Regions from separate parts of the Homo sapiens genome. Here regions 2, 3, 4, 5 and 6 are each linked to region 1. The links are chromatin contacts, found by Hi-C or POLR2A ChIA-PET in ENCODE. All regions are on one chromosome and are shown on one strand. Each heading gives the region's core, a stretch centred on a gene start or an enhancer-like site at or near the end of the contact. The rest is flanking DNA. Distances are from core to core; before and after follow the strand shown. Region 1 holds the start of KDM3B (lysine demethylase 3B). Region 2 holds the start of NDUFA2 (NADH:ubiquinone oxidoreductase subunit A2). Region 3 holds the start of ANKHD1-DT (ANKHD1 divergent transcript). Region 4 holds the start of TAF7 (TATA-box binding protein associated factor 7). Region 5 holds the start of HARS2 (histidyl-tRNA synthetase 2, mitochondrial). Region 6 holds the start of WDR55 (WD repeat domain 55).

Region 1 (4,749 bases), core at 1,918-4,417:
TGGCAGCTCAGCTGCCCTTCACTCCCACCTGCTGCCAAAGTCCCTGTGCTAATGGGATTACAAATACAAAAAGTGGAAAAAAATTTTCGTAAACTTTGTTTTATATTAAAAGAAAAATCCATAAGTCTGTGTGTGTTAAACATGAGGTTCTGCCTCTGTGGCTGTGTTTGAAAAAATAAAGTTTTATTAGAATAATCCATTTTCCCAAGCAACCTTGTGTACTACAGTGTCTTCTTCCCTTCCCCACAAAGACAAGGAAGAAGCAGGGTAGAAGGCCACCTAACTGTTCCAGCCCCTTCATCTAAGATGTGGGTCAACCTTTCAAAAAGGGGCAGTATTTGGACCCTAGGCCCTTTGCCGGCCATGGCAGGATGTTATACTGTGGCCCAGGCTTCTGCTAAGGCCTTGGTTATTTTTGGCAGTCTGGTTTGGTCTCTCTTTCCCTGGCAGTTATACTTGTCTCCTCCTGCCTGCTGTCACTCTCACTTCCAGCAAGTTGAAGTCAAGTATGAATGCATTCCAGCTCCCTGAGAAATGGTTTATGGTACAGTCAGGAACTTGTCTAGATTGGTTTGTAGGCTTTGGGAAGTAGGGAGAAGGCAGGGTGGGAGACAGCCAGGGATCTTTCTTAAGTTTTCACATGTTACATCCTGGAGAGATAGAGGTTTAGTCATCAGAATTCAGATTCCATAGACCTAGGCAATTTTTCCATCCTAAAAATACTGCTTTTGGAAAATAATCCTAGCTGCAAAGCTTCTCTTTTGTTGTAGAAGACAGTATTTTCCCTAATGTTTCCTTTGGGAGTGTTGGTTTGCCAAAAGAAGCTATGTGGCTCACTCTTTAGACCTTTCTGTTCCACCCTTTCTTCTCTCTATGTTGACATTCTTCCAATGTGTGTGGGTGAAGTGTAGTTGCTTAGAGATCCAGGCAGGAGCCTCTGTCTCTAAGGCTTAGCCTTTCTTTACCAGTTGTGGTGCTAATTTGCCAGGCAGCAAGAAGAGTCAAGTTGCTTAGCTTATGTCCTGGTTTCCTGCTTCAAATTGGTGGCACTCATCATTGAATACCAATGAAGTGTGTGCAGGACAGGACTGACTTGACTACCTGGAGCAGGAATCTTTGCAGGGGTGCACATACACCCTAGAAAAAGTGAGGGTTGTCACCTGCCCTGGAAACAAAGGAAGGGCTTTGGGGAAGTGGTGGGCAGTGGCATGTGGTTAAAGAAGCTTAGAATTACAGGGTTTTTTTTCTTTAAAACTGATGTTTCATTTCACCTACTGCTTGAGCAGGGGTAAAGTTTGAACATCTAAAATGACTTTGTTTCCCCCTTTTTTTCTTTTGAGTTTATTTTTGTTGGATTTTTCTGCTATTTTCTGTGAGGCCAAGTGTGATTTTATTTTTCATTCCTGAAGTCTTGTTAATATAGGAAAGAACGTAAACTCCATGAGGGCAAGAGTTTTGTTTTATTCAATATTGTGTCCCCAACACTTTGGGAAGTTCCTGGCACATGAAAAGTGCTGGTCACATTTGTTGAATGCATTTCCCTTTTGCCTTTCCCATCCGTGAACTTAGGTACATTTCTGTCTCTCTGCTGTGAGAAACTAGCCTTGGACATTGGGGCAGTAGTTAAATCTCTGTATGGGAGAAAATCCCAGCAGATAATTTTGATAGAAAAATTGCAAGGCAGATAGATCTTGTATGGATTCACCCTTGTTCCCCTCCTACCAACTACAGCTTATGGGCCATGTGCTTTAAGAGGTGGCTCTCAGCCCAGAAAAACATTCTGAGTCAGGCCTCAGGTTGGCTGTGGGAGATGGAAGTTAAAAAGAAGTGGAGGGAGGAATGTTTCCTTGGTGCTCCACAGGGTTGGTTCTAGAATGATTTTCCTATATGTTTTATACTTTAGTAAAAGTATAAAGTCAATAGTTGGTTACCCCTCTCCCCAAGCCTTTGTTACAAGAAAAGTAGGTCAAGGGTGTAGACAAGGTTATGGACAGGAGATAGCTGGGGTAGGCACAGAAGCCTTGGAGAAAGAACCAGCTACCACTATTTCCTGTCTGTAGGGAAAATCAAAAAGTCACTTTTAGAACAACAGTCATGGGTTATTACTATACCCTTTATCTTTTGTATCCATTTTGTGTATACTCAGTCTCTGCATCCATGAGACCATGGAATGTGCTAGTCCCTGATATTGCCAGCTTTAAATGATTGAGGCAATTTCCTGTTGCTTATTGTGGGTAACAATCTAGCCAAAAATCTCAGCATCTCACTTTCTCTGCAGGCTCCTTTTCTAATCAGGAGCTATCAGTCTCCCACACCTGTATTAAATGCATTCAGATAAGAGTTACAGAATTTTCTTTGCCCCCAGCCCCACTAATTCCATGGTAAGATGGAGTGCTACTAAGAGAACCCCTTTACTGTTGGTCTATTTCCAGTTCCCCTAAGAGTTGAATGGAGAAACACGTAGACTTAATAACATTGGCAGACTAGGAAGGGGAAGAAGTTAGGTCGGTTTTAGGAAAAACACCAAGATGTTGGGGGGCACGTTGGCCTTCAGTCAGTGGAAAGAGTGGCATTATACATCCAATGGAAGTAATACATTGGCCAATTGGAAAGGAACCTAAGAAGTGCTGGCAGTATAGAATGGGATGGTGCTGTTATGGGCCATTGAGAAGGAAGACATTGTGTCTCATGGACCAATGGGGAGAACATTTCCTACAAGACAGCAGGTAGGAGCTCATATTTTCAGGATAGGAAATCAATGGGGGTATTGGAGACACTAAATAGCTCAAAACATCCACTCTCTAGGTACCTTGCCCCTCACCCCCTTACCCCGTAAATGTCTTTGGTATCCGAGGAGAGCAAGCTAAAGCCCTCTCATATATACGACTCCCTGAAGGAAGATTGAGACCAGGGATGATGCCATGGGGAAGCTGAAGGACCCGCCCACTTCCCTACCCCGGCCGGACCTGCAATTCCCCTCCAGACCGCAGGGGGCACTGCAGGCCCCGGGGAGATTGGGGCGGAGCGCTGCGAGGGGCCAGGAGCTGTCGCCCCGCTCCAGAGCGCGGGGGGCGCTGTGCGGGGCCCAGGCTGCGGCTCCGCTCCCGGCCACGGGGGGCGCTGCGCTGCGCCGGTGGTTGGTGGTGGCTGTTGGGGGGGGTGGGGGGGAACGGCGGCCGCGGGTGGTGCGGAGGGAGGCCTTGCGGGCGGATCGGGCGCTTGGCGGCGGAGGTGGTGGGAGGCGGCGGGCGGGAGCGCGGGTCAGGCCGGCCCCGGCGATGGCGGACGCGGCGGCCTCCCCGGTGGGCAAGCGGCTGCTGCTGCTGTTCGCGGACACTGCGGCCTCAGCCTCGGCCTCGGCTCCCGCGGCGGCAGCGGCGAGCGGAGATCCGGGGCCTGCGCTGCGCACTCGAGCCTGGCGGGCCGGCACGGTGCGGGCCATGAGCGGGGCGGTGCCCCAGGACCTAGCGGTGAGTGGCGGCCGAGTCGGGCACTCGAGGCCGGGGCTGCGGGGCCTGCGGGCGGCCTCCCCGGGGGCCTTTGTGAGGGGGCGGTGGGATGGGGGTGACCCATTTCCGTGCCCCCGGGTCTCCTTAGCGCCCCCCGCCGGCACCTCCGCACCCCGAGCGCTTGCCGGCATGGCTTCCGCGTCGGGGTGTGCGCCCCGGTTTCCCCCGGGGGGCGGCCAGGGCGTCCGGAGCTGCTGCTTGCAGCCAGCAGGCCCCGCCTCCTGGGCGACCCTTTTCTCGGCGTTCCCCCCAACACGCCTTCGGAGCAGGCTCTCGAATCTTGAGCTCCCGGGAGCCTCAGAGTTCGGCCAGTGTTGCCGCTGCCCTCTCGAAGACGCGGACCTGTGGTCCCCAGCCTCTCCCAGGAGACCTGCGCCCTGTTCCTTTTCTCCCAGAGCCCCAAGTGGGGCGGGAATGTGGGCAGTTATGGGAGGCACGGAGGCTGCAGTTGGAGCTGGTCGGGGCTTTTTTATCTGGCAGTTACTTCCTCATCTGAGCTGGGCTCGGCCTGGCGGTCTCCAGAAAGGCCAGCTCTCGGCACTGTCTCGAGCTCTCCTCTCCTTTCCTTAACGCTTCTGGGTGACAGGAGCTGCAGTTGTGGCTGTTTTTGTTAAGTTTGAGATCTTTCTTAGTGGCCGAACGGGGCTGCTGGGTAGTGCTTTTTGCTCCCAGCTCAGCTACTCCCCCAACCTTGGGAGAGGTTTTGTTTTGAAACTTTGTGTTTGGGCTTGGCCCTTTTTGAATGCCTTGGTGTGTTTTGTGATTAAAGTTGTTCAGTCATACAACTTAACTAGCATTCGGGATCATGATGTGTTATTCTCGTTAATGTGGCGGTAAAATATAGTGTTTGAGTTTTGGCAAGCCACTTTATTTCCTCATTTTGATAGGGGCCCTAGCTTCTCTGGTGAGATAAGGCTATGAAAAATGGTGTGTGTGCGTGTTGGGGCAGGGGGTGGTCTTTTGGAATGTAATAGATCAGCAAGCAGAAAGTAAATTTTCTTGATGAACTTGCTTTTGCAGATATAAACGGGAACGCAGTTTGTGAGATTTGGAAGTAATGTTGTAGGCTTCCGATGTTCATTTTTCTTCCTATTGATCAACGGTGTTAGACTGTCCTTTTTCACTAATATACAAGCTTTATGGATTTTTTTTGTGGATGGCTTAGGCTTTGCTTCTGCTACTTGGGTTCATTTGCTTTGATTTTTCTTCATGCTGTATAAGAAACGTTACTAGGACATTT
Region 2 (4,489 bases), core at 527-3,026, 2.3 Mb after region 1:
AGGAAGCCCAAGTCCAAATAGAATTTTGGCTGATTCTGGATGGCCGCAATGGGTTGTTTCAGGGAAGCTTTCGGGGGCACTGTAGGCATTTATTATTAACTACGGTGAGCAATGTATTGCATGGGTCCAGCCTCAGCTGGGAGCCCATTCTCTCTCTTTTTTTTTTTTTTTTTTTGAGACGGAGTCTCGCTCTGTCACCCAGGCTGGAGTGTGGTGGCACGATCTCCACTCACTGCAACCTCCACCTCCTGGGTTCAAGCAATTCTCCTGCCTCAGCCTCCTGAGTAGCTGGGATTACAGGTGCCCGCCACCACACCCGGCTAATTTTTGTATGTTTAGTAGAGACGGGGTTTTACCATGTTGGCCAGGCTGGTCTTGAACTCCTGACCTCAGGTGATCCACCTGCTTCAGCCTCCCAAAGTGCTGGGATTACAGGCGTGAACCACCGCACCCAGCTGGGTACCCATTCTCTAGGCTCCCATAGGCTATCTAACATAATACCCAGCACAATACACTAAAGTTACTCGTGTCTATCTCCTCCTGTAGTCTACTGGCTTTTGGAAGGAGAAGCTTTTTTCCTTCTCCAATTATTAGTGCATGTCTAATGTCTACTGTGTCTCACAGATATCTACTCTGAGAACCAATCTGCTTAAGGTGGTCACTCTCCTCCACCTCCTCCCGTCATTCCCAGGGCACCATATAGTTAAAAGCTGTGATTAAAATCCTGTTATTCAGTATGTATAAACATTTATTGCATACCTACAATGTGTTAGGCAACATGATAGGAAAATTTCATTTTGCAATACATTGCCATGCCAGTCTTAGAGGGGTAAGTGCATTCTAGGAAGGGGAATAAATGTAAAGGCTCAATCCTGTTAAACTCTAGCTGCATCTAAAGTTGCAGCTAGAGTTTAACAATAGTGCAAAACAAAGTTTTGATTCCGTTTTCTAATCTCTACAGTGAGAAAAGAAGAACACGCTTCCTCCTAACTAATGAAGATTAAATGAGTTAGGCAGGGAAGCACTCAGCACAGGGCCCAGCTCTATGTGCAAAATTACTGAGATTCTCACACACTACCTGGACTGACACTGGCTACACGTTATTTGGAGAAACTATATTGACTAACTTCTCTCCTGTCTGAAGCCCATTCTTAACTACAAAAACGTCAGCTCCTGGTCCCTACGCAGGATTCGGTCAGCCTGCATACTTATGTTGCCCGGAATACAACGCATCATATAACCCTGCGAATATAAATTTCTTCATGGAAACAAGATCAACAGCAAGGCTAAAGTCCGAGTTCTAGTTTCTCCACGGGTTTCTGCACGACCTTGGGCGGTCCCTTCTCTTCTCAAACCCTTGTTCCCCTACCGGAGCCCCAGACCCCTGGCGTCCCGCACTCACCGTAGCGGGCCCAGAGCTTGGGCTGCACATCGGAGCATTCGCGGATTAGGATGGGTAGGTCGGGATTCGCCTTCTTCAGCTCCACGTAGCGTTTCTCAATGAAGTCCCTGCGGGGCCGGAGAGAGCGCCGCGCGTGCTGTGGGCGGGGGCTTCCCTCAACTTCAGGGAGGTCGAGGTCGTGACCCTGGCGTCCCGAAGCCCGCCCGCCTCACCACGCCGCGCCTCACCTGACGCCCTGGCTGCCGGGCGAGCGCTGACATAAGTGGATGCGAATCTCACGCAGGCCCAGCTTTGCCCCGACTCCTCGACTTGCTGCGGCCGCCGCCATCCTTGTTAATATCGAAGTCGCCAATTCCAGGTCTTCAGGCCAAGTGCTCCGGTCTGACCAACCGCGGACCCTAAAGCCTAGCCCATAGGCTGCATGAGGCAGGGGCGGGGTAAAGCTTGGCCAATGATATAAAAGTATTGTAGGACCGCTGCGAGGTCAATTTCTTTGCGCTCGGGGTTGGTCGGAGGGAAAAACAGGAAGCGGAAAGGCTGCGAACGCAAAGCAGTGTGGGTTGATTCTGAGGTGCACTGTGGGAAAGAGCTTGTCGCTGCGGTGTTGCTGTTGGAGACTCGATTGTTGGTGACAGCGAAAGAACGATAACAAAATGCCGGAGCGAGATAGTAAGGCTCAGGCCATCCGTTATTTCTTCCCCATGGCACTTGGGGCACTTGGCGCATTATTGTAGCTTCTGAGCTTAAGCCGGGTGTGTGTGTGTGTGTGTGTGTGTGTGTGTGTGTGTGTATGTATGTATGTGTGACGCTTGAGCCCGGAGAAGCCACAGGGTCCTAAGTGAGGCCGACAGCTCCAAACTCCGTCCCCAGTCCTCACTCCTACTCCAAGTGATGATGGGCGGCTTTTGTGCGTGGATCGCTTTCCCCCAGTCCTGTCCCCATACTTAATCCTGGGTTGCGCGTATTTATCTTTTACGTAGTATTTTAGACGTGATCTTCCGGAAGTCTTCTCTGATCCTCCAGCGCAGGATTAGGGTCCTCTGCTTTGTGCTCCCACAGCTTCTTGTAGTTTCCTATTTCAGCACTTATTACATTGTGTTGACACTGTCGCTGTTCTAACTTTTGTTCTGTATTGTTCACTACTATATCTCAAATTTTTGCATAGGATCTGACACGTAAGAGACTGATTAAATTAACGTCAATTTTTTTTGTCAGGTGAGCCGTTCTCCAACCCTTTGGCCCCCGATGGCCACGATGTGGATGATCCTCACTCCTTCCACCAGTGAGTATTTTGTGCTAGGACCATGGAAATGAGTTGGGCAATGAATAGAAAAGTGGTGGTGATGGTGAAAGAATTCTGAATGTCTTGTCATCAAGGATGGTAAAAAATTATACCCGCTGGCCCTTTATCTCTGTGAGCCTTAACTGGATCAGGCCAAGTGCATAAGGGTATTAGAAGGGAAATTCCTGCAGGAAAGGTGTTAAGTTTTTTTTTTTTTTTATACGTGTTGTGTAATTACACATTATATAGGAATTACTTCTTCCAATAGCAAATTAAAACATAGGAAATAAGGGTAAAATCATCTTTTTATTTTTTTTGAGACTGAGTTTCGCTCTTGTTGCTCAGGCTGGAATGCAGTGGTGCGATCTCGGCTCACCACAACCTCCGCCTCCCGGGTTCAAGCAATTCTCCTGCCTCAGCCTTCCGAGTAGCTGGGATTACAGGCATGTTCCACTACGCCCGGCTAATTTTGTATTTTTAGTAGAGATGGGGTTTCTCCATGTTGATCAGGCTGGTCTTGAAATCCCGACTTCAGGTGATCCACCCGCCTCTGCCTCCCAAAGTGGTGGGAGTACAGGCGTGAGCCACCGTGCCTGGCCCCCGATAAAATCATCTTTGATAACATCCCCAATTCCAGTCCATTTCTTTTTTTTTTTCTTTTCTTTTCTTTTCTTTCTTTTTTTTTTTTTTTGAGACGGAGTCTCACTGTTACCCAGGCTGGAGTGCAGTGATGCAATCTTGGCTCACTGCAACCTCTGCCTCCTGAGTTCAAGCGGTTCTCCTGCCTCAGCCTCCCAAGTAGCTGGGACTACAGGCATGTGCCACCATGCACGACTGATTTTTTTTTTTGTATTTTTAGTAGAGACAGGGTTTCACTGTGTTCGTCAGGCTGGTCTTGAACTCCTGGCCTGAAGTGATCCACCCGCCTCAGCCTCCTAAAGTGCTGGCATTACAGGCGTGAGCCACCGTGCCCAGCCTCAGTCCTTTTCTTAGAAGTAACCACAGTTACCTTTTTTGGCATATCTTTTCCTCCCGTTGCCCAGGCTGGAGTTCAATGGCATTATTTCTGCTCACAGCAACCTTTGCCTCCTGGGCTCAAGCAATTCTTCTGCCTCAGTTTCCCCAGTAGCTGGGATTACAGGCATGCCCCACCATGCTTGGCTAATTTTTGTATTAGTAGAGACAGGGTTTCGCTATGTTGGCCAGGCTGGTCTTGAACTCCTGACCTCAAATGATCTGCCCGTCTCGGCGGCCCAAAGTGCTGGGATTACAGGCGTGAGCCACTGCGCCTGGCCCTCCTACTCTTTTTTAAATGCATTTATACACATACATGCATATCTGAGGAAAACACAACATTGCTTTGTGATTTAAAATATTTGAGTTAAATGATATTATGCTGTATATATCATTTTTGCAACTTGCTTCTTTTTAAACCCTGCTCAGTGTTTCTGAGATTATCTTTCAGAGCAGTGACAAGCATTCCCTCCTTGGCTAAACTTTAGTCAGGTTCCCCAAAGAGTCCCATTTTTCAGCAGGACTCATCCGTGGCCTGCTGAGCACAGTTTTAACAAAGAAATCAACCACCGCTCCACCCCCATACCTAACCAAGTTGCTTTTAGTAATTTTCTATAAATTCTCACTTGTCCCTGTTGTATTCGGAATTAAGTTCAGTCTCTCTACTCTATTACAATGGTCTTGACTCTTGTTACAGTAGTCTTCAATAAAGTCTTCCTTGGGGAGAAGAGGAACTTGATTAGATATCAAGTTGGATTGGATATCAAGAGTGGGAAAACTTTCTGTGAACT
Region 3 (4,716 bases), core at 6-2,505, 2.0 Mb after region 1:
TTTGTATTTTTGGTAAAGACGGGATTTCACCATGTTGCCTAGGCTGGGCTCGAACTACTGGGTTCAAATGATCCGCCCGCCTCAACATCCCATAGTGTTGGGATTACAGGCGTGAGCCACGGCGCCCGCTATAGAATCTGAATATTTTTAACCCCCCTCTTTACTGACAAGATAAAGACAGAGATAGAGAGATGCATATAGGGAGGAAGAGATCTCCTTAGAGGAGGGAAGACCACCACAGCTAGCCTTGTTTTGCACCACACAGATCTGATTAGAACTAGAATTAGTTGGGCTGGCAGGACCCAGGGGCGAGCAGAGAGTTCCTGAAGGAAGAGGAGACAATAACTAGCAAAAATGAGTCTTTCCTGTAAGTTTGGGACTTTGCTAAGCGCTATATTATCATCTAATTTATTCATAACAACAACCCAATGAGGAAGGTACTAATATTACTCCCATTTCACAGAGGAGCGAGTTGAAAGTCACAAAAATGAAACAGCAAACGCGCCGAAGTCAGGCAGCAAGTAAGTGGCAGCACCAGAACTCGAAACTGCCTCGGAGCATGCACTCTTCACCACCCCGTTCCACCTTGAGGTCGGATTCCGCACGCCGTTCGCGGCATTCCCACCTTCCTACGTGGGACAGTTCCCGGTACTGAGGCATGGCGCTGTCCAGCCCTCAGGCCCGCAGCCGTCCGCAAGCAGGAGAACGCGGCCCCGCTGGGCGATCCTGCCCGAAGGCGCCCGAACTGCGGCGCGCGGCCGGGTCCTGGCGGGCGGGTCGAGTCTCCCCAAGGCGGCCATCCCAAGCAGCTCCCCGGATGTCCCTCAGACCCGCGCGCTAGGCTCAACTCAGAAAGGCGGGAGGCGCGAAGCGAGATCGGCCTTGCCCCTCGACTGTCCCCTCATCGCTCCCCGTCCTCTATTCCCTCCCAAATAGCCCCCGGCAAATAGGTTACACATCTTCACCTGTCCCAGAGGTGGTGACTGCTCTAGTGACTGACGCTACGCTCCTCCAACCAGGCAATGGCAGGAAGGTGGAGCCTTCCTAAGACTGATGGCTTCCTTTCTCCAATCCCGGTGCAGCTATTCTCCGGCCATAGTCTCGGCGCCCAGCGGAGAGCGACAGGTGGGAGCTGCGTTACTTCGGCGCCTCTTGCATCCTTGACGTAGAAGTTTCACCAAGCGCAGGGTGAAGTCTACTCCAAATTTGACCAATTCTTGCGGGTCATCACTTCAGCAGTCATTTTATTCAGAAGTGGAAATTTCCCGGCCCTTTCCCGTCACCTCAGATGAGGGCGGGATCAATGGTACTCCCACAGGCCAATTGTACCACGCGACGTCCCGCGACAAAGTGACCGACACTTTATGGCGCCAATGAATTCTCCCATTGTTCGGGGTCACTATGACTGACCACAAGGCCAACTAATCCACTTTAAGGTCGTGACGCGATAGTCAGGCGGGTTGGCCAATAGACATAGGAAAAGAGCGGAAGTCAGCTGGTGAAGAGTGGGAGGCGGGTGTTCGCAACCGCCTAGGCCTGCGCGGGTCAACGCAGCTTGGCGGCTGCGAGCCAGCGAGCGGCGCGTGACGAAGAGCCTGAGCGACGGGTCACTTTGGCCAATGATCTGCAGCCGCCAGGGTATTGCAGCCAGTGGCGAGTCGAGGGGGCGGGAGGCAGCAGGTTAGGCAGTGAGAAGTTAGTGGCGCTGCTGGGACGGGGGAAAGGAGACGCTTCTTCCTCTTGCTGCTCTTCTCGTTCCCGAGATCAGCGGCGGCGGTGACCGCGAGTGGGTCGGCACCGTCTCCGGCTCCGGGTGCGAACAATGCTGACTGATAGCGGAGGCGGCGGCACCTCCTTTGAGGAGGACCTGGACTCTGTGGCTCCGCGATCCGCCCCAGCTGGGGCCTCGGAGCCGCCTCCGCCGGGAGGGGTCGGTCTGGGGATCCGCACCGTGAGGCTCTTTGGGGAGGCCGGGCCAGCGTCGGGAGTCGGCAGCAGCGGCGGCGGCGGCAGCGGCAGCGGTACGGGCGGAGGGGACGCGGCGCTGGATTTCAAGTTGGCGGCTGCCGTGCTGAGGACCGGGGGTGGAGGTGGTGCCTCTGGCAGTGACGAGGACGAAGTGTCCGAGGTAAGGCTCCGGGACCCTCGCCTCCCACACATTGTGAGGCGTGAATTCTCTTTGGGTAGGCTCTGGGCCGGGGCCATCCTCCCGCTTCCCTGGTGGAGCCCTTCTGTGACAGCGGTCGGCTCCATGGCGGCGGTGGCCGCGGTGAGGGCCTAGTGAGCCCTCGGCTTACTCTTTAGCTCGAGCGGGACAGGTTCCCGTCACCATTCGTAGACCCACAATAGGGAGTCCTTTGGTCTCTGAGCTTCGCGCGGGAACAGGGACTCCTCAGGCTGCCTCCCGCCCACCCTGCTTTGGAGTTGGGGGTGGGGGGCGGGGTCTTGCCAGAGTCCCTGCCCTTGGTACTGAGAGAGACAAACAGAGACAGAGACAGAGCTGGTGCAAAGATCGTTTCTCTTCTTTGCCTCTCCTCAGAGTTGAGGGATACGTTTATTTGCCTTCTGCCTTGTGTGTGTCTTACCTGTGTGCTTAAGGACGGTTCTTATTCTCCCTCTTCAGTTTGAGACAGGTTTGAGTATTAGGGATCTCTCGGCTTTTACCCTGAAAAATCACGTGACTCCTCCTTCTGGGACCTTTTGTGAAGTTAGACAGGAAAAGGAAGTTCCAGGGCATCCCTGAGCTTCGGAATAGCTGGGTAGCTGAACTCGGAGGTTTTAGGCTTGGAGAAAGTGGGGCAACCTGTGGAAACCTCTTCTTTTTTTTTTTTTTTTTTTTTTTTTTGAGATGGAGTTTCGCTCTTGTTGTCCACGCTAGAATACACGTGATCTCAGCTCACTGCAACCTCCGCCTCCCGGGTTCAAGCGATTCTCCTGCCTCAGCCTCCCGAGTAGCTGGGATTACAGGCGTGCGCCACCACGCCCGACTAATTTTGTATTTTTATTAGATACGGGGTTTCACCATGTTGGTCAGGCTGGTCTCGAACTCCTGACCTCAGGTGATCCGCCCGCCTCGGCCTCCCAAAGTGCTGGGATTACAGGTATGAGCCACCGTGCCCGGCTGGACACCTTCACTCTGCCTTTGCAGTGAAGTCCTTCATTTCTTTAACTCTTCTGTGTGTACTCTAATGTGTACACATTTTTAGGTCTGAGCAACCTGGGATGGTAGGCATTAACTTCTTTTGGGTTCTGGGGAAAAAGGGGCGGGTTTTGTTTTTGTTTTTTGAGATGGAGTTTCGCTCTGTCGCCAGGCTGGAGTGCAGTGGCGCGATCTCGGCACACTGCAACCTCCGCCTCCTGGGTTCAAGCGATTCCCCTGCCTTAGCCTCCTGAGTAGCTGGGACTACAGGCGCGTGCCACCACTCCCGGCTAATATTTTGTATTTTTTAGTAAAGACAGGGTTTCACCATGTCCAGGATGGTCTCGATCTCCTGACCTTGTGATCCCAAGGGGCGGTATTTTATGTGTATACTTTTTTCTGTTGACTGTGGCTTGCGTAGAGTACTGTACCGTGATTGTTTTAAGTGCTCAGAGTATTTCTTCTATTTTGGTTCTGAGGTGCCTGAGTTGTCACCTGTGACCAGTTATTTTAACCTCTGGTCTTGGTGTTAAAGTACAGGAATTTCTCTGTGTGTACTAACAATCCCGGCTCTTGGATTTGAGAGGAATAAGGAGAAATTATTTGTGGGTTACAGACTGCAGTTAGTATACTGTCTTATCATTCTAGGTCTGAACAGGGTTTTATTTAATATTTAAAACCTTAGTACATTCTGACCCTAACATTTTGCTTTGGAAAAAAAAGTGTGTGGGTTATAAGGCGGGTAGTCCCTTGAATGTCTACGTCTTTGAATTTCACGGTAAGGGAAATAACTTCTAAGCCAAGGTGAGAGAAATGTTTTATTTGAGTAGGCAGTTATGGGGAGAGACTCTGGAGTATCCCTGCTCTTGGTCTTGTGGAAGGCTTTATTTTATCCTTTCAGTGAAACGTGAGAGATTAAGCTAGAACACAGTACTTTTTAGCTAGGAAATGAAGTGTGGGGGATATCCTTAGACTAAAGATTAGAGCTTATTTTCTATGAAACTTGTAAATGAGAATCTGAAAGAGTTTGCTTTGGTCTAAATGTGATAGAAAAAGGGGACCTTGATTTTCTTGACCATTTTTACATAATTGTCATGGGTGAGATGAAAGGTCACTCATTTGCCTTTTTTTTTAATTTTAATTTTTTGTTTTTTTTGTTTTTTTTGAGACTGTGTCTTGCTCTTGTCACCCAGGCTGGAGTGCGGTGGCTCGATCTTGGCTCACTGCAACCCCCGTCTCCCAGGTTCAAGCTATTTTCCTGCCTCAGCCTCCCTAGTAACTGGGATTCCAGGTGCCTGCTACCACGACTGGCTAATTTTTTTGTATTTTTAGTAGAGACGAGGTTTTACCATGTTGGCCAGGTGGGTCTCAAACTCCTGACCTCAGGTGATCGCCCTCTCAGAGTGCTGGGATTACAGGCATGAGCCACCACGCCCGGCCTTAATTTTTTTTTTTTTTTTGAGACAGGTTTTGCTATGTTGTCCAGGCTAGCCTCAAACTCCTGGGCTCGGGTGGTCCTCCTACCTCAGCCTCCTAAGTAGCTGGGACTATAGGCACACGCTACTGTGCCTGGCAAC
Region 4 (4,471 bases), core at 1,175-3,674, 3.0 Mb after region 1:
CTTTTTTTCATAAACCCTACTGCCTCTACCTGCAGAACGGGATCAAATTGCTTAGTCACTAAACTCCACCATAAAACCACCTCACAAGAGGACCTGACTCCCACCAACCATGAAAGAACAAGATACACTATAAAGTGAAAAACAGATGCTTTTATTTATTGTATTGGAAACAACTTAATAATTTGCATCTCTACATATAGAAAGCTGCTTTGAATAACTGGGAAAACAATTATTGCATAGGAAAACATATGCAAACTAGCATCATTGTCTCTAGACTAGGTTCTTCTTATTGATCTCACGTCATCACAAAGCAGCAACAGCAGCTTCTAGAAAATGGAGAAACAGTAAAGTCCTGCAATGAAGCTATAATTAAGGTTGAACCATACATTCCGCTAATCCTGCAACTTTCCTACAATCATTTTTCTGCCTATACAATCCTGCTTCTTATAGGATGAACACCTAGCAAAACAATATAAATTTGCTGAAAAACAAAATTACAAACAAATGAAAGAACTTAACAGAACACACAGCATTAAAAGGACTAGGAAGAGCAAGGTCTTAATACCCAGTACAATAAAGCCAAGAATTTTCTAATGCTGACCAGTCTGAAGACTGAAATTAAATATCAGTTCTTTTTACTTCTCTAGGAGTGATTCTAGCTCCTCTTGCAAAGAGCTGAGTTGCTCCTTTTCTCGGTCTTCCTTTTGTTTGAGCTCATCCAGTACAGCCTGAAATCTGTTCTTGAGAGCCAGATTTTCCACTTTCATGATGAGATCCTCTTGTCGTTTTGCCCTGTCCTGGGTCTCTTGGAGCTTGCCTTTCATGTTGTCAATCTGCTTCTGAATTCCCATAACCAGCTGATTGGTTCCTTCATTTTCCTGGTGCTGTTCATCTGATTCATTTAGCTTGTCCTGTAGCTGTCTCTCCAGATCTTCCTCCGTGTCAATGATGTTTATATCTTCTTCATCTTGATGCTGGGTCTCATCTTCATCCTCACTGCTGCTGCTGAGGTCATTGAATATCTCCCGAAGCTCATCATGTTCTAATGAGTCATGGCCCTGCCTGTGACCAGACATTCCTGGAGAAGAGATATCCAGGCCTTGATTTTCTGCCTCCTTTGTTTCATCTTCGGCAATTATTTCCCACCGAGTACTAACAGCTTCAGCATCTGTACTCAGCAATCGTTTCACTTCTTTTTCAACATCTGGAGATTCAATATATTTCTTCTTTGCTGTCTTCCGGAACCTTCTCTTCCTGACATTCTTTAGAGGCAGAGTAATTCCGTGGTTCCAGATAAACTTTTTCTCTTTGTCCTTATCCTTTTTCTTGCTTGCTTTAGGATCAGTGCTAGCAACTGGCTCCTCCACAGGAGGATAGAGATCACCATCAACTGTGGATACAAGCATCTGACAGATATCAGCTGTCTTGTAAAAAGTTTTTTTATCAATGGTTTTCAAGCTTTCCATAACACAGGGCAGGTCTACTAATTTTGAGGCCAATGGAACACGGTCCACTCTGACGATTCCATGACGCCCATCAGGATGTAACTCAATTGTCAGTCTGTCCTTGAGGTTGACATGACCAGACTGTACTGCCCTTCTCACAGTAGAGGCATATTCTGGAGGCAGACGTAAGATAAACTGGCTCTCCAGTTCGTGAGGAGCATCATCTTTGCTTTTACTCATCTTTATTTCCTTGTGATTCACTTCTCCAATAAATGCTGGTTACACTAAAAAGTTCCAGCTACTGCAATAGTTTAAAACACCAGTTTGCTATGAATTGAAATCTTTTAATTACAAGAAGTTCTCTGTAGATCAGCAGCTAAGCGTCTATTTTGCCTTAGTTTTTATTTAAGCTCCAAGTCTTTTCTCTAAATATGCTGTGACCGAATACCAGTCGTTAACACAAAGGCTTATTCACAGACTTAAGTTCATTAAATCAGATGCAATGCCAAGTCCCAACCTCTAGGTGCCGCTGCCGGACAACGCGGAGAGAGCTAGCTAGCTAGCTAGGGAACAGGAAAGCAAATGGCGGCTCCCCCGGAACGGTTTTCGGCCCAGAAAGCCCAGCAGAGATACTTTCAACTCACAAACTCTCCCGGAACAAAGACACTCAAAAAATCAGGGCTCAGCGAGCTCTCTTCGCCTCGGGTACTTACAATCCAGTGACGATTATAAGTTCAGTTTCACCGGGCCGGAGCGAAGGGAAGAGGAGGCCGCAAGGAGCCAAGCGGGAGAGAGCCGAGCGTCTCCTTGTCGTTTCCTTAATTCTTCCTGCCGCTTGGCAGAGTGATCCACTACCGATTACTGATGAAAGGGCCCGGGATGGGCAGCGCGAAATCTTGCCGAGAGGCGCAGCTCGCATCACCAGACCCCGCACCTCGCCGGCCCTCCGTCCGGGTCGCCTACCCAGCAAAAACGGAAGTGCTACGTCGCGACGCGGGGCGGGAGGCGGCTGTGAGTGACAGCCCCTCCGGGCGGAAGGGCGGAGCCCCAGCTAGCGCAGGCGCAATAGCGCAATTACGCTGCCCAGCGTGAAACTCATCTTTTCGCGAGAACTTGTTTTTCCGGGATGGAAATGACAGTGTTTCGGAAGAGCTGTTGGTTTCAAACTATTTAGAGCTTGGAAGTTCCAAGAAAGACACAGATTCGTCCCCCGCTAAGCCAGCACTTTTACGGGATCGCTGTGGGGCCGGATGGCTTCTAGACTTCCGGGTGATTCCGGGAGATGGGGGACGCCTTGCAGTAAGCGTCTTTGCTTCTGGAAACATCTCGGATGTTCCCTAGAGTCTAGCCTATCTGGTGCCAATACAAGAATGTGTAGCTACTATACAATGGATTTCAAAGTACCCAAATCAATGGAGTGAGGAGGACATGCAGCTTACTATATAAGTCTCTCTCTATATATATGTTTGTTTGTTTGTTTTGGAGATGGAGTCTCAGGCTGTCACCCAGGCTAGAGTGCAGTGGCACAATATTGGCTGACTGCAACCTCCACCTCTGGGGTTCAAGCGATTCTCCTGCTTCAGCCTCTTAAGTAGTTGGGATTACAGGCACGTTCCACTACCCCACCTAAGTTTTGTATTTTTAGTAGAGAAGGGGTTTCACCATGTTGGCCAGGCTGGTCTCGAACTCCTGACCTGAGGTGATCTGCCTGTCTTGGCCTCCCAAAGTACTAGGATTATAGGTGTGAGCCAGCGCGCATGGCCCAAAGTCTGTATTTTTAAATATAATTCCCTGTAGGGGAATTGTGCCTCTGGTTTTACTTGTGTTCTATAATACTTCTGGGGAAACAAGGGTGATTCCTTTTTATGTGCTTGATTTAGATGTAAATGTAAACAGAGAAGGAAGTGTTCTTTTGGACAGAATTGTCTGATAGACTGAGCATCTGGTTAAAGTAGATATAATTGAAGTATTGTTTCCTGTCTCTCATGTACAAGTAATTTTAAATTACTTTGACATTTTTTTTAACTCCACCTCTACTATTTTGCTGTTTTCTGCTTGTCTTTTCTATCAATAGTCAGGTATTCATCAACACATATTTTTAGTATTTTAACATAACTGGGTAACAGTTGGTACTTATTTCTATTTATTTCCATTTATTTTTAAAATATCTGGGAGAGCATCAAGGCCATTAATATTTCATTTCTATCCTCTAAAATATTAACAATTGCCCCTAAATTTAAGAGAATTCTCTTAAGATGTAATTAACATTTCCAAAATTCACTTTATTCTTGTATGATTGAAAGCTCCATGATAGTGATCTTCTTCTATCCTGGTCATTGTGTCCCAGTGCCTAGTACCAGAATGTGGGAGATACACAAAAAATATTTGCTAATTGAATGAAAAAACTTATCTGTCTAGAAAGATCATAGTCTCAAATCCTGTAGTGATTTCTGAGAGAAAATACATTCTTTGTCATTTTAAAATGAGATAGAGCCACTTTACATACATTTCCTTTCTAGTCAAGGACAATTCTAATTGTTATGAGGTGGGGAGGTTTACTAATAGTGTGTGTGAATGTGGTTTAGCTAGAATGAGATACTGTTGTGGGAGGAAATTAAAATGACCTGACGTTAGTTTGGTTTTTAATGTTAATTTTAAAAGAGAAAGTATGCCCTTCCAGATAACGGTAAATTATTTCTCTTTGCTTATAATGTGTTGAAGAATGTTAGCTGACTTACTTGTAATTTCCAGAATGATCTATTTCCTCTTTTTCAAAGATGAAGTTTTTTCTGTTACAGGCTTGAGCCACCTCGCCTGGCTGTGTTTTGTTTAACCATATACAATGTGAGGTCATTATACATGAAAATAATCCAAATATTACTCAGCATCTTCCCTATGAGTTTTATGATGCTCAAATATTCTTATCATAGAAGGTAACTTGAGATAAATTGTATGCAATTTTTCATTTTCCAAAATTACTGTGTATTTTAGTTTCTAAACCTTTCTTTACATGGAATATTGCCAGA
Region 5 (4,497 bases), core at 1,531-4,030, 2.3 Mb after region 1:
ATAGTTTCCTTCCCTCCCCAACTTTTTTTTTTTATTTTAAAAAGGTCATTTATTAACTGAGGAAATTGGGCCATTTGTCCTAAAAAAAAATTTTCACATTCTAGATTTGGTGAACAATATGCTTGATGTGCCATCTAACATGTTCCTCCATCTCTAGTATTTCCTGTAAACTGATAGTTAGTCCAAAGATCTGATTAGATTCAAGTTCAATTTACTTGGCAAGAATACTTCCCAGGTGGTGCTGTGTACTTCTTCTTGCATCACATCAGCAGGAACATAATGTCTAGTTGTCCTACTTTTAGTGATGTTAAAACTGATCACTAGTGAGGACAGACTGATCCATCATAAATTCCACAGTAAGCTTTTCATCTAATAGTTTGAAAAATCATTGATGATCACCACTTTGGGATTTTACACTGTCTCTTTAACCTTCAAAAATTAGTTATATGTAGAAAGAAACAGCTCAATGAATTTAGGATCCCAAAGAATTAACCTTAACACAAGGAAAACAGACCATCTCCCCTCTCCTTTGGAATTCAATTTCAAATACATGTATTAAATAGAATCATCCCTCAGTATCCACAGGAGATTTGTTCTGGGCCCCATGTGAATACCAAAAATCCATGGATGCTCAAGCCCTTGACATAAAATTATATGCACATCCTCCTATATACTTTAAATAGTCTCTAGAGTGTTTATAATGCCTTAGACAATGTAAAGGCTATGTAAATAGTTGCTATACTATATTTTTTATTTGAAATTTTTATTGTTAGATTTCAAAAGGTTTTTATTTGTTTGTTTGTTTTTAGAGATAGGGACTCACTATGTTGCTCAGGCTGGTCTCAAGCTCCTGGGCTCAAATGATCCTCCCCTTGTGGCCTCCCAAAGTGCTGGGATTACAGGTGTAAGCCACCACACTCAGCCAGATTTTTTTTCTTAATCGTTTCTTTTCCCCTGAATGGTTTTGATCCACAGTTGGTTGAATCTGTGAATGTGGGACCTTGGGATATGGAGGGCTGACTATACCTATTTAGGCATCTAGTCTCAGTCTCAGGGTAAATAAACGACATAAATAACTACTTAAAGTTGGTGTAATAACAAATATGTATGAAGTGCCAAGAGCACCTAGATGAAGGGGTAAACAGTTCTGTTTATAGAACTTACAGAAAGTGGAACTGAACTGGAGGATGAGCTCAGAATCTCCAACCTCATTCCACTCTACTCTCCTTAACTTAGTTCTAGCCATGTAGATCATCCTCTAGTTCCTCAAAACTACCAAAGTTCTTTCCCACTTTAGGGTTTCCATACTCTACCTGGACCTATCTTTGTCACACTTGTCCTCTGGCTATCTCCTACTCATTCATTAGATCAGTTAGTATATCACTTCCTCAGTTAGCCTTTCTCAGACTCCCCAGTTCTCCCTTATTTTTCTCAGAGCAACCTTAATTTCTTTATATCATTTTTCACAATATGTAATTACATAACCACATGTGGTGGCCGGGTGCGGTGGCACACGTCTGTAATCCCAGCACTTTGGGAGACTGAGGCGGGCAGATCACTTGAGGTCAGAAGTTCAAGACCATCCTGGCCAATATGGTGAAACCCCGTCTCTACTAAAAATACAAAAATTAGCTGGGCATGGTGGTGGGCACCTGTAGTCCCAGCTACTCAGGAGGCTGAAGCAGGAGAATCGCTTGAACCCAGGAGGCAGCGGCTGCAGTGAGCCAAGATGTGCCACTGCACTCCAGCCTGTGCAACAGAGGATACTCTGTTTAAAAAAAAAACAAAAAAATCTGTGTGGGATTATTTGTTCTAAGTCTCTCTCCTTCAGTAGAATGTAAGCTCCATGAGGGTAGGCTATATTGTCCACCATGGTATATATTCAGTGCTTTGTATAGTGCTAGAGACATAGCGCTAAATACACATTTATTGAATGAACGAAGGAGTAGCAGCAGCAGGCTGACTCCCCTGATCACCCAGCTGGCCTAGTTTCTGCCATCACTTTGCCATCCCAGAATGACTCAGGTAGAGTCCAGTCCAGCCCAGCGCCCAGAGCGACTGTCCTCTCCTCTGCAGCATTTCAGATCCTCCTCAATGACCTGGTTTAGGGAGGCAGACATAAGCGCCCCGTGAGTAGAGTTAGAGACTTTCTCAGTGGCTCCCTACAGGAATGATATTACCTTGGGGGTTTTGAGCACAAATTTCTGTTTGCTTTCATCAGGACCCAGCTGTGCCTTCAGTTTCAGGAGTTTCGCCACCTCCTCCTCGATCTGTGGAGGGAAAGAAGGCGCTGAGCTATCCATCTGTCACTCTCCTCCCTCCCCCGCCATTCATTCAATATTCCTCCCTCATCACATCTCTCTGCTCAGGCCTAGCTTTGTTTCTCTCGGGACCCACCCCGGATGTCTCCCCACGCAGCCCACTCTCCTCCCTACAAGACTGGTCGCTTCCCTCACATCTCTACCCTATGTCCCGAACACCCTGGCTTTACGTCCTCCCAGGCTTTGCCTTGGCCCTCTCCCCTGCTGCCTAAATCTCACCAGCTCGGCGCTGGCCTTCTGCTGCTTGAGGCCTCGCACGCGCTCTCCCTGAAGTTTCACCAGCTCCTCCAGCGCCGCACGCTCTGCCATCCCGGCTGTCCACTTGAGCCGCCTGCTGTCTCGACCTGCGGTGGTTGCCCCAGCCTCAGCAAGGATGACTTCCGGCTATCGAGTCGCTGGGTCGCACGCCTAGAGAGCCTCCGCCGAGCACAAAAATTATTTCCGGCTCCTCCCGGAAGTGCCGAAGCTGGCTACTAAGGGAACTTGGGAGGATCCCACCTCAGCCTTCGTGACTAGTGAGGTGCGCAAACGCCCGAGTTTTCCCTGGTGCGCGGGTTCCGCCTTTGCAGTGCCCTCCACCCTTCCTGGTGTCTGACCCGCCTCCTTCCCAGGCCTTTTGTTCCTGTCCCGGAAAGCCGGCGTCCTGCCGCGCGATGCCCCTGCTCGGACTTCTTCCCAGGAGGGCCTGGGCTTCGCTGCTCAGCCAGCTCCTGCGACCGCCCTGCGCTTCGTGCACCGGGGCGGTCCGTTGCCAAAGCCAGGTGAGCGAGACAGAATTATCTCTGGTCTGTCCCAGCAGGGTCTCCAGATCTGAACGCATAGCCTCGCGGCCTGTATTCCAGTAGTGTTACAATCGGTTTTTATCGAGTGCCCACTATGTACTGACACTGAACTAAGCGATTTGGATGCCTGGTCATTTAATCCTTGGAGCAATCTTGAGAGGTTGGAGTTTTGATTTCCATTCTGCAGTTGAGGAAACGGAGGCTGCAAGATTAAATGAATGACTTATACACGGATATGTAGTAAGGGAGTATTTTAATTCATATCCACACTTTTTCCTGAAACTCTTGGACTCAAACAGTAACATTTTTAAGCGAAATATATGAATATTCCTAGTAAATGAGATGACTAAAGATCAGAAGTAGACTGAGTTCATCTTAGAATTTACCTCAAAATGAATCTCAGAAAAACATTTTCAGATGTCAGAGAGTTTTGGATTTTGGAATTGCAGATAAGGGATTGTGTACTTGAACTTGGACTTCTCTTAGGGCAGATAATCGCCATAGTATGGAACCACCACATCCTCTATTTTTGGAAGGGCATACAGCGTGCTGGTAATGTCACTGATTAAGTTTTGCCTTACTTCGGAAAGATTCTAATGCTCTCTTAGCAGATGCTTTGTGCTATCGTGAACAATAGGGCACAGATCTTTTATTGATATTCAATCACAGCATCTTATCAGTCTGAGTTTTTTAGCTCATTCAAGAAATCCATATCTTATCATTCCACAGGCTTGTTCTGTGTCCTTGAGCTGGTTCCCTTGTCTTCAAGTTACAGTTTTCCTCTCTCTAAACCTGATAACCAGTGCTACCTTATTAAAAATTATTATTTTTTTGTCCGGGCACAGTGGCTCATGCCTGTAATCCCATCACTTTGGGAGGCCAAGGGGGGTGGATCACCTGAGGTCAGGAGTTTGAGACCAGCCTGACCTGTATGGCGAAACCCCGTATCTACTAAAAATACAAAAATTAGCCGGGCGTGGTGGCATGTGCCTGTAATCCCAGCTACTCGGGAGGCAGAGACAGGAGAATCGCTTGAACCCGGGAGGCGGAGGTTGCAGGAGCTGAGATCGTGCCACTGCACTCCAGCCTGGGCGACAGAGTAAGACTCTATCTGAAAAAAAAAAAAAAATTATTTTTGCTCTTTCAGTAGGAACGGTGACCTGGAGAAGATCACCATAATCCCTACCCCTGAATGGTTGGTGTTGGTAGTGGTGGGTTGTTCAGTGCCTTCATTATTCTCAGATTCTTAAAGTATTTGAGAATATTAAAAATGCGGCTGAGCTCGGTGGCTCATGTCTGTAATCCCAGCACTTTGGGAGGCTGAAGCGGTTGGATCACGAGGTCAGGAGTTCAAGAGCAGCCTGGCCAACATGGTGAAACCCCATCTCTACTAA
Region 6 (4,521 bases), core at 1,051-3,550, 2.3 Mb after region 1:
TAGACAGTAAGGATGCTCTCTAGCCAGTGTGCCCAGTAGAGAAGAGAATAATGATCCTCACTGATGGGCAAGAGGTGGATAGAGGAATGTAAGTATGATTGGTCTCAAATGTCAGACTCATTCCGGCCCATCTTCAGGCCTAGTCCCTGGGGAAAGATTTCCTGGGGATTGCTGTCAGCCTGATGGGCTGCTAATCTGATCTCCAGGCTATGAAGGACTGGGCTCTGGATGAAGGCATCTAATGAAAATCACTTATGGGTGGGAACCAAAACCTTTTATGAGTTTATGTACTATGAGCTTTATTAATGTTGAGTACAAATCACTGTCTCCTTGGCTAAAGGTGTAACCTTAGGGAAGTGCTTTGGGTTTAGAGCTGATATAGTGTGGCCCTGCAGGTACAGGAATTCCTATCCTAGACCAGAAGGGTTTGGTGCCCTTCATCACCCTGAAACATTTGCCAAGGCCCAGAATAGGTCTGTTGACCTTTGAATCACACCATTCCCTTCCCTTTTCTTCCCTTCTGCTCATTACCAGCACTTTGGCCTGGTGCTCATCATTAGGTGTCACTACTGCTTCCTGGCTGGATGCCACGCTGCCACTGTCTACCCTGAGCCCAAGATTTGTGGCCTCACCAGATCCAAGAAAGCTAGAAAGTCACCTTAGCCATTACCTTGTCTTTGATTATATTCACCTTGGTAGGACAGGTTTTTGTGAGGAAGCCAGTATTGTGCATGGCATGTAAGAGGCTGAAATTGGGCCTTGCTGCAATAGCACCTAGAATGGCTAATTTCAGACAAATGACACCATGGTTCTATGGATGTAGGTAGGCAGTCCCAATTATTAAAAATGGTCACAGAGACATGGCACAGGTGAAGACATCTGGAGAGTCACTAAAAGCAAGACCTGGAGATTGTGGGTTTGAAATTCAGTTTCTGAGGCCAGGCTCGATGGCTCATGCCCACAGTCTCAGTGCTTTGGGAGGCCAAAGCAGGAGAGTCTCTTGAGGCCAGGAGTTCATGAGTCTATAGCTATGCAGGAGGATCGAACCGAAGAGTTCAAGGCTGTAGTGAGCTATGATCACACCACTGCATTCTGAGCCTGGGTGACAGAGCAAGACCTTGATTTAAAAAAAGAAATTCAGGGGCTGGGCGCCGTGGCTCACGCCTATAATCCTAGCACTTTGGGAGGCTGAGGTGGGAAGACACGTCAAGAGTTCAAGGCCAGCCTGGGCAACATACTGAGTCCTCGTTTCTACAAAATATACAAAAATTGGCCAGGTGCGGTGGCTCACGCCTGTAGTCCCAGCACTTTGGGAGGCCAAGGCGGGCGGATCACGAGGTCAGGAGTTTGAGACCAGCCTGGCCAACATGGTGAAACCCTGTTTCTACTAAAGATACAAAAAATTAGCTGGGCGTGGTGGCATGCGCCTCTAGTCCCATCTACTCGGTAGGCTGAGGCAGGAAAATCTCTTGAACCCGGGAGACGGAGGTTGCAGTGAGCCGAGATCGCACCATTGCACTCCAGCCAGGGCGAGACTCCGTCTCAATAAATAAATAAAAATTAGCCAGGCGTGGTGCCGCGTGCCTGTAGTTCCAGCTACTCGGAGGATCGCTTGAGCCGAGCGGTGATCGTGCCACTGCACTCCAGCCTGCGCGACAGCGCAAGACCCTGTCTCAAAACAAAGCAAAACAAAAAAGAAAAAAAAATTCTTGGTAACTGAGCACTGCTTGTCCAGCCCATTGAGTTTCTGTAGACAAATTGTAGGAACTGGCACAGCAAACTGGCCACAAAGACGTTAGGGGCGTGGACACCAGCTGCTTGAGCTGCCTGCTGTCCCAGACTCCCGTATGTCATCGCGCAGCGTGGGATTTTGCGGCTTCCTGACAGCCCAGGCTGTCGCTTGACTTGATCTTGGGTTTCACCAAGCCACGAAGGACTAGCGTCCCTCTCTCCTATCCCAAGGGCATTAAGCCTGTCTGGATGAAGTAGGAGAGGAAAGATTTACACGCAGTTCTCAACTTTACGTGACGTGACTAGGGAGGGAATTGACGGTCGCACCGTCTACCTAGCCCAAACGGGGTCACAGCAGGACAAGGAAGTAGCCGATCTCCCAGATGCGGTCTCTTCGCTCCGCTCCACCCGCACCAGCAGCGGCCCACCCACCTCTCCTGTAAGAGGAAGAACGTCCCGGAGACACTTCCGGCCCCGCCCCCCGAGGCGGAAGCGGAGTGCCAGGCTACTCCTCCCGCAGTGTGGGTGGTTCCGAGGCTGACTACCCTGCGGCGGCGCGGCTCGCAGTCCTTCTCAGCATGGACCGCACTTGTGAGGAGAGGCCCGCTGAGGATGGGAGCGACGAGGAGGACCCAGACTCCATGGAAGCCCCAACCCGGATCCGGGACACTCCGGAAGACATCGTGCTGGAAGCTCCGGCTAGTGGGCTGGCGTTCCATCCGGCCCGTGACCTACTGGCTGCAGGGGACGTGGACGGGGACGTGTTCGTGTGAGAGCGGGGCAGGGCCGGGGCGCCGGGTCTGGAAGCTTCCCGGGGGTGGACCTGGGAACAGGAGAGATGAGAGAAAGTTGCAGGGAGACAAATTTTGCAAGATTCTTTGGGTCCAATTTATTCAGTAACATTCGGCTCTTCTATCACACCAATCTGTTGAAAGAACTGGAATGTCGTGACAGAGCCCAGATACCGTAGTAGGCCAAAAAGCCCTTTAAGGCCTTGTTATTTCCCACCGATTATTATTTATTTACTTACCTATTTATTTTTGAGACGGAGTCTCGCTCTGTCGCCGAGGCTGGAGTGCAGTGGCGCGATCTGGGCTCACTGCAACCTCCCCCTTCCGGGTTCAAGCAGTTCTCTTCCTCAGCCTCCCGAGTAGCTGGGATTATAAGCGCCCGCCACCACGCCCGGCTAATTTTTTTTGTATTTGTAGTAGAGACGGGGTTTCACCATCTTGGCCAGGCTGGTCTTGAACTCCTGACCTCGTGATCCACCTGCCTTCCTCCCAGAGTGCTGGGATTACAGGCGTAAACCACCGTGCCCGGACTCCTACCGGATTATTATATTGTGCCCGAGACAGGCTCAGCAGGCCCCTTTAAGTGATTTTTCAAACCACAAATCTTGGCTCACGCCTGTAATACCCGCACTTTGGGAGGCCGAGGTGGGCGGGTCACCTGAGGTTGGAGCTCGAGACCAGCCTGTTCAACATGGTGAAACCCCGTCTCTACTAAAAATACAAAAATTAGCCCGGTGTGGTGGCGCGGGCCTGTAATCCCAGCTACACGGGAGGCTGAGGCAGAAGAATCACTTGGATTCGGGCGGTGGAGGTTGCAGTGAGCCAAGATCGTGCCACTGCACTCCAGCTTGGACAATAGAGTGAGACACTCCCTTGATTAAAACCCTTCAATGGTCTGCTTTTAGGATTTAGTACAAATTTCTCAATCCTGCCTTCAACGCCCTGACCATCTGTGCTCATTCATCCATACCTTTTAAAAATACGTCTTGGGCCGGGCGTGGTGGCTCATGCCTGTAATCCCAGCACTTTGGGAGACCAAGGTGGGGTATCACCTGAGGTCAGGAGTTGGAGACCAGCCTGGCCAACATGGTGAAATCCTGTCTCTACTAAAAATAGAAAAATTAGCTGGGTGTGGTGGCGGGCACCTGTAATCCCAGCTTCTCGGGAGGCTGAGGCAGGAGAATCGCTTGAACCTGGGAGGTGGAGGTGGCAGTGAGCCGAGATCGTGCCATTGCACTCCAGCCTGGGCAACAAGAGCAAAACTCCATCTCAAAAAAAAATCTCGAAACCTCAGCCCATTTGCATGTGCTATTCTGTCCGGAAAACTCCTTTCCCCTCACTTTTACCTACTATCTCTGAGTTTCCAGGATCTCTTCCCTCTTCCTCTCTCCCCAGACTAAAATTGGTTACCTGTTAGATGCTGCCATGGCACCAGGTGCCATGGTACCTTTCCCTTAATAATGAATGGTTGGTAACCATATGTCCATTTGTGTAATTATTTGAATGCTGTCTCCTTCACTAATGTTTTTCAAACGTCTTTGACCTTGCCTCACAGAGAAATACCTTTTACATTATATATGATGCTCTGTGATACAATTGCTGATTTTATTCTATTATTGTGTACATGTACACAAAATGCTGATCGTAGCTTACTAGTCCGTTATATGACTAGAATGTGAAAAAACACTGTTCTGGAGTGTAATCTGTCATCGGTTTTGTTCTCTATTTTATCTCCAACCTCTAGTCTAGGGTAGATGCTCAACACATGTTTGATTTTGAACAAAAGATACAGGTTAGAGGCAGTGGAAAAGTTGAAGATGTTATGCTTATCAGATTTACTTAATGAATTTAAACCTCAACCCCTCATTAGCTGTAATGGCCTTGAGCGTGTTAACTTCTGTATTTTCATCTTTGAAAGGGGGAATTATACCTACCCTTGCAGAGGGGACAAGTTTGCAGTACAGCACCTAAGCAGCTCTTCAACAAATGTAGGTTCCCT

Evidence for each region. Hi-C counts contacts between places; a loop is a spot of excess contacts on that map. ChIA-PET counts read pairs that join two places held with the same protein, here RNA polymerase II (POLR2A). Pooled maps may share reads with other maps.
Region 2: a loop to region 1 is called in a pooled map, with 7 times the contacts of the local background. The contact joins the promoter of NDUFA2 here to the promoter of KDM3B in region 1. A Hi-C loop is called at or near these places in 3 of 50 pooled maps. POLR2A ChIA-PET finds 5 or more read pairs at or near these places in 3 of 52 experiments (activated B cell and activated T-cell).
Region 3: a map of B cell shows a loop between it and region 1 (6-fold over the local background). The contact joins the promoter of ANKHD1-DT here to the promoter of KDM3B in region 1. A Hi-C loop is called at or near these places in 1 of 168 maps with a recorded cell type or tissue (B cell), 1 of 37 single-sample maps with no recorded cell type and 6 of 50 pooled maps.
Region 4: a map of CD8-positive, alpha-beta T cell shows a loop between it and region 1 (8-fold over the local background). The contact joins the promoter of TAF7 here to the promoter of KDM3B in region 1. A Hi-C loop is called at or near these places in 1 of 168 maps with a recorded cell type or tissue (CD8-positive, alpha-beta T cell) and 6 of 50 pooled maps. POLR2A ChIA-PET finds 5 or more read pairs at or near these places in 1 of 52 experiments (HCT116).
Region 5: a loop to region 1 is called in a pooled map, with 13 times the contacts of the local background. The contact joins the promoter of HARS2 here to the promoter of KDM3B in region 1. A Hi-C loop is called at or near these places in 9 of 50 pooled maps.
Region 6: a loop to region 1 is called in a pooled map, with 3 times the contacts of the local background. The contact joins the promoter of WDR55 here to the promoter of KDM3B in region 1. A Hi-C loop is called at or near these places in 1 of 50 pooled maps. POLR2A ChIA-PET finds 5 or more read pairs at or near these places in 2 of 52 experiments (MCF 10A and activated T-cell).

The regions. Positions count from the first base shown.
Region 1 is chr5:138,349,518-138,354,266 of GRCh38, forward strand. It overlaps KDM3B (lysine demethylase 3B), which reads left to right and starts at 3,168. Exons shown (of 24, transcript NM_016604.4): 1 at 3,168-3,470. The coding sequence starts at 3,279. FAM53C (family with sequence similarity 53 member C) reads left to right here. Exons shown (of 5, transcript NM_016605.3): 5 at 1-212. RefSeq lists silencers at 2,868-2,947, 2,968-3,207, 3,288-3,757 and an enhancer at 4,008-4,107.
Region 2 is chr5:140,645,854-140,650,342 of GRCh38, forward strand. It overlaps NDUFA2 (NADH:ubiquinone oxidoreductase subunit A2), which reads right to left and starts at 1,777. Exons shown (of 3, transcript NM_002488.5): 1 at 1,630-1,777; 2 at 1,403-1,509. The coding sequence starts at 1,730. It overlaps IK (IK cytokine), which reads left to right and starts at 1,976. Exons shown (of 20, transcript NM_006083.4): 1 at 1,976-2,071; 2 at 2,618-2,684. The coding sequence starts at 2,056. MIR3655 (microRNA 3655) reads left to right here and starts at 1,991; the gene lies at 1,991-2,073. It also overlaps a transcript of TMCO6 not described here. RefSeq lists enhancers at 1,355-1,774, 1,515-2,050.
Region 3 is chr5:140,400,146-140,404,861 of GRCh38, forward strand. It overlaps ANKHD1-DT (ANKHD1 divergent transcript), which reads right to left and starts at 1,256. Exons shown (of 2, transcript NR_186045.1): 1 at 966-1,256. ANKHD1-EIF4EBP3 (ANKHD1-EIF4EBP3 readthrough) reads left to right here and starts at 1,688. Exons shown (of 36, transcript NM_020690.6): 1 at 1,688-2,128. The coding sequence starts at 1,823. ANKHD1 (ankyrin repeat and KH domain containing 1) reads left to right here and starts at 1,688. Exons shown (of 34, transcript NM_017747.3): 1 at 1,688-2,128. The coding sequence starts at 1,823. RefSeq lists enhancers at 282-431, 522-671, 762-811, 1,002-1,891.
Region 4 is chr5:141,318,360-141,322,830 of GRCh38, forward strand. It overlaps TAF7 (TATA-box binding protein associated factor 7), which reads right to left and starts at 2,425. Exons shown (of 1, transcript NM_005642.3): 1 at 131-2,425. The coding sequence starts at 1,685. The coding sequence ends at 636. RefSeq lists enhancers at 1,954-2,153, 2,734-2,793, 2,804-2,953.
Region 5 is chr5:140,688,675-140,693,171 of GRCh38, forward strand. It overlaps HARS2 (histidyl-tRNA synthetase 2, mitochondrial), which reads left to right and starts at 2,781. Exons shown (of 13, transcript NM_012208.4): 1 at 2,781-3,082. The coding sequence starts at 2,975. HARS1 (histidyl-tRNA synthetase 1) reads right to left here and starts at 2,696. Exons shown (of 13, transcript NM_002109.6): 1 at 2,541-2,696; 2 at 2,181-2,270. The coding sequence starts at 2,630. RefSeq lists enhancers at 2,403-2,632, 2,793-2,882, 2,963-3,032 and promoters at 2,631-3,081, 2,631-2,752, 2,724-2,750, 2,815-3,131.
Region 6 is chr5:140,662,604-140,667,124 of GRCh38, forward strand. It overlaps WDR55 (WD repeat domain 55), which reads left to right and starts at 2,301. Exons shown (of 7, transcript NM_017706.5): 1 at 2,301-2,500. The coding sequence starts at 2,310. It overlaps LOC124901088 (a long non-coding RNA gene), which reads right to left and starts at 2,834. Exons shown (of 2, transcript XR_007058968.1): 1 at 2,762-2,834; 2 at 1-2,554. RefSeq lists enhancers at 1,712-2,378, 1,796-1,955, 2,306-2,435.